Linked DNA regions of Homo sapiens: region 1 is linked to region 2. Evidence: read pairs that join two places in POLR2A ChIA-PET (ENCODE). Cell type or tissue: Panc1. All regions are shown on one strand.

Region 1 (2,500 bases), 230 kb before region 2:
GTAATCCCAGCTACTCGGGAGGCTGAGGCAGGAGAATTGCTTTAACCCAGGAGGCAGAAGTTGCAGTGAGCCAAGATCACGCCACTGTACTCCAGCCTGGGTGACAGAGCAAGACCCCGTCTCAAAAAAAAAAAAAAAAAAAAAAAAAAAGCACCTGAATCATTGTGTTTGTACCACAATAAGATATATCATAGAGGCTATTAATTTGTAAATTAAGCTCCAATAGAGCAAAACGTCTGTCCCTCTGTAACTGTCTGTTTACAGAACACCGCTGCACATACCATCAGCTTGTCATTCATCATTACATGGCTGTATCCCACAACCTAAAGGCAGCACTGCTTTGTTAATATCAGAATTGTCTTGGACACTACAGAAATTCTCCCATTCCTCTGCACTGTAGCTGCTGTGGTTTTCCTCACAAAAGAATGCTGACTGGAGATGGCTGCACAGTAGCTGTCCCTGACAAGTTGGATATGAAAATACAATTTAAGTACAGTGATGATGCTAAATTGGAGGAGGGGAAAGGAGGAACAAAACCAAAGCCCCTATCATTTTATGGAACACTGCTCAGACAAAACAAATTGTTTTACCTACTCCAAGCCCTAGGTACCATTTGAGATAATGTAGGAAGTCACATTTTCACAGAAACACAAGACAGAATCAGATGCTAGAAGAGGTAAATATAACAGATTATTTAACCAAATTCTATGCAGAATACATCCACTAAGAAATAGATCCATTATTTTCAAAGATGAGGATACCTTTTAAGAATCCTCAACTCTGTAAGTTTTCTTAGAAGACAGAAAAAGACAATAATATTAGAAAAATATATCGTAGCAGGCAGTATATATCATGTAGAAAATATTATATGATGAAATGTAATATTTGCCTTACATTTAAACAAAAGTAACACTTGTATATAACTAAACACTGGCATTTTTAATTGGGAAGTATTTTTAACAAAAGTACATTCTTAATATCACACTCTTGATGCTTAAAATCATAATTTAAAAAATCATCTACAGTAATAGCACAGGCACATAAATTTTAAAAGATTCTAAAGCTGCTAGGCCAGGCGTGGTGGCTCACCCCTGTAATCCCAGCACTTTGGGAGGCTGAGGCTGGATGACCACTTGAGACCAGGAGTTCGAGACCAGCCTGGCCAACATGGCAAAAATCCCGTCTCTACAGAAAATACAAAAATTAGCCAGGCATGGTGGTGGCACAATTGTAGTCCCAGCTACTCGGGAAGCTGAGGCATGAGAACTGCTTGAACTCAGGAGGTGGAGGTTGCAGTGAGCCATGATCCTGCCATTGTACTTCAGCCTGGGTGACAGAGCGAGACTGTCTTTAAAAAAAGAAAGAAAAGATTCTAAAGCTGCTGAATGCTACCCTCTTAGTTTCACAAAGTATTCCTAATTTCAGTAGTTAAATTTACCACCAAATATTTGTTACAATCACTTAAAGAAAAAAATGAACAATGTTATAAATTTACTTTCTGACAAGACACCCCTCGTCAAACAACAGGGAGGGTGCAAGTTCCTCACAAGTGCAGCCTGCCAAAATAATTACTGATTAACTTCATGGAATTGGCTCTTCCAAGACATGTGATAAAGGATAATTTGCACTTCTCTGTATTTATCTGAGTTTACTTCATCAGAGACACAAGAAACCTGAACTCATCTTTCAGAATTTCAGAACACATTTGCTTTTGTTTGTTTTAAATCATTAGTACTACAAATCTTATTAAAGAGAGAGGTTCAGCATTGTAGAAGAAAAGCATGAACGATCTCTTAATGAATAAAACAAATTTGGTTAAAAATTTAGCTGGGGTGGGCCAGACGCGGTGGCTCATGCCTATAATCCCAGCACTTTGGGAGGCCGAAGTGGGCAGATCACAAGGTCAGGAGATCAAGACCAACCTGGCTAACACGGTGAAACCCCATCTCTACTAAAAAAAAAAAAAAAAAAAATACAAAAAATTAGCCGGGCCTGATGTTGCGCACCTGTAGTTCCAGCTACTCGGGAGGCTGAGGCAGGAGCATCTCTTGGACCCAGGAGGTGGAGGTTGCAGTGAGCCAATATCATGCCACTGCACTCCAGCCTGGGTGACAGAGTGAAACTGTCTCAAAATAAATAAATAAATAAATAAAAATAAAAATAAAAAAATAAAAAATTTAGCTGGGCACAGTGGCTCATGCCTATAATTCCAGCACTTTGGGAGGCCAATGCAGGAGGACTGCTTGGGCCCAGGAGTTCGAGACCAGCCTGGGCAACAAAGTGAGACCCTGTCTCTACAAAAAATACAAAAATTAGCCAAGGATGGTGGCATACACCGGCAGTATCAGCTACTCAGGAGGCTGAGGCTGGCTTGAGCCCAGGAGGTTGAGGCTGCAGTGAGCCATGATCGTGCCACTGCACTTCAGCCTGGGCAACAGAGTGAGACCCTGACTCAAAAAATAAATAAATAAAATTAAAAGAAAGAGAATTTTTTAAATCT
Region 2 (2,500 bases):
CCTCAGCCTCCCAAGTAGTTGGGATTACAGGCACTCGCCATCATACCCAGATAATTTTTGTATTTTTAGTAGAGACTGGGTTTCACTTTGTTGGTCAGGCTGGTCTCGATCTCCTGACCTCAGGTAATCCACCCGTCTCAGTCTCCCAAAGTGCTGGGATTACAGGTGTGAGCCACTGTACCCAGCCCCTTAATCTCTCTTAATTACTCCTGTTTCTTCATCTGTACAATGGGGATAATAACCATACCTAACCCCACAGAGTTCCATGGGCTTCAAGAAGGAAACTAGCTTTAAATGATCGTTAGGCATTAGATATTTTTATCTACACTATCTCATTTTTTTCATATTTCAAAGGAAAAAAGAATGCATGGAAAGTGTCTAGTAAATTGGAGCACCATGCTAGTATTCTTAGAGCCAATTCATTCTATGATTTATTAAAACATTGTTTAACCAAATATCAATCTTGGATCAACTTTAAATAAACCATATGTCTTTAAGAACCGATGGGTTTTAATTAGTTTCTTAATTAGCATGTGAGAAGTTTGCAAACCTATTGGGTTTGCTATCAAAATCAGAAGAATAACCTTTATATGATTCTCACATGAGGAGCCAGGGCCGAGGCGCCCAGGACCCTCAAGTTAATATGACCCAAGCTCAACTCTCTCTGATAAGCCCCTAATCAGGAAGGCTGAGCCTTATTAACAACACCACTCTCCTCCTGCTCCACCAACCTGGGAACCTCCAAGTCATCCCCCCAGAATCCTCTCCTTCCACTCTTCACCCCCACTCTTGTCATCAAATCCTGTGATTCTAATTCAGGGACATTTTTTCCCCACCACCACCCTGCCACTGTTTTAGTTCAGACTAATTGCCTTCACATTTAATCATTAATCAAGTATCTATTGACAGTGCGTGATGCTTCAAAAGTTGGGCTCTGCAGGCCGGGTGCGGTGGCTCATGCCTGTAATCCCAGCACTTTGGGAGGCCGAGGCAGGCGGATCACGAGGGCAGGAGATCAAGACCATCCTAGCTAACACAGTGAAACCCTGTCTCTACTAAAAATACAAAAAAAATTTAGCAGGGTGTGGTGGCAGGCGCCTGTAGTCCCAGCTACTCGGGAGGCTGAGGCAGGAGAATGGCGTGAACCCGGGAGGCGGAGTTTGCAGTGAGCTGAGATTGCACCACTGCACTCCAGCCTGGGTGACAGAGCAAGACTCCATCTCAAAACAAAACAAAAGAAAGTGAGCTCTGCATGGGAATACAGTAGTTAATCAGGCCCCCTGTCTTCAAGGAACTAACACGTTTCCTCATTCAGTTTTGCAAAATTCAGCTGAACTAGATTGATAGTTATGAGTAGGCTGCCTTGGGCTAAGTCTTGGCCTTTCCACTTACTGTGTGTCCTTGGACAAGTTACCTAAAGTCTCTGTACTTCGGTTTTGTCACTTGCAAAACAGGGATAATAATAGTACCTATGTCACAAGGATTAAGAGAGTTAAAATATGTTTAAATGCTTAGAATAGTGTCTGGCAATCAAAAAATGTTAGCCATTGCTATTTTTGGACCATAACCTGTTTTCTCTCTGTAGGCCAAACCATCCCTTCCAGAGGCGCCTGACTCTTCTTCCTAAAGAACCATTTAGCCATGTCATTTCCCTAACAAACGTCACTAACGTATGTCTTAGCATGGCCCATCTGTCTCTGGCCCTAGGCCTCCACCCTAACCCCATCCTTTCCCCAACACTCCACTGAATGTGTCTCACCCTTGCCAAAACATGCCACTCTGAGCCTAATCATGTGTCTTTGTGCCAAGACAAATGAGGCATTAAAGAGAAGACAGACTTGTGGCCGGGCGCAGTGGCTCACGCCTGTAATCCCAGCACTTTGGGAGGCCGAGGCGGGCGGATCACGAGGTCAGGAAATCAAGACCAACCTGGTTAACGGGGTGAAACCCCGTCTCTACTAAAAATACAAAAAATTAGCCAGACGCGGTAGCGGGCGCCTGTAGTCCCAGCTACTAGGGAGGCTGAGGCAAGAGAGTGGCGTGAACCCGGGAGGCGGAGCTTGCAGTGAGCCGAGATAGTGCCACTGCAGTCCGGCCTGGGCGAAAGAGCGAGACTCTGTCTCAAAAAAAAAAAGAGAGAGAAGACAGACTTGTTCAAGGGATGACAAGACAGAGCCCAAGATGGCGGCTGGACGCTCCCCTTCTCTTTCAGGCTCTGTAAGGAGTGGCTACTGCAAGAGACAAAACAGGCTGGGACTTCACTACTCTATGGCAATGGGTAGCACAGGTCTTAAAATGGCGGAAATGTTTGCTACCAGGAAATATCAGATGGGAAGAAAAGGAATTAGACCTTGTTCTTATCTTGCTTGGGAGCATAGAACTGCCCCTGCTGTCATCAGGGAAAGAGAAGAAAGGAAGAAAGAAAGAGCTTGAGCTTCAGAGTAAGTGAGACCTGTGTCCAAATCCTGGCTCTACCTCTAGCTAAACAAGCACTGTAACC

What was found. Peaks named below come from ENCODE experiments on the same cell type or tissue, not always from the same donor. Only the 100,000 strongest peaks of a DNase experiment are listed, where the experiment ranks them.
Region 1: POLR2A ChIA-PET joins it to region 2 with 10 read pairs; 2 of 35 experiments call an interaction of 5 or more read pairs at or near these places.

The regions. Positions count from the first base shown.
Region 1 is chr11:45,987,538-45,990,037 of GRCh38, forward strand. The region is part of intron 6 of PHF21A (PHD finger protein 21A); the gene reads right to left. Among named protein-coding and RNA genes, the nearest start is that of LARGE2, 66 kb to the left of the region's middle. In Panc1, no CTCF peak of the experiment used is centred here; no DNase peak of the experiment used is centred here.
Region 2 is chr11:46,218,013-46,220,512 of GRCh38, forward strand. LINC02710 (long intergenic non-protein coding RNA 2710) reads right to left here and starts at 1,648. Exons shown (of 3, transcript NR_183776.1): 1 at 1,569-1,648. In Panc1, no CTCF peak of the experiment used is centred here; no DNase peak of the experiment used is centred here.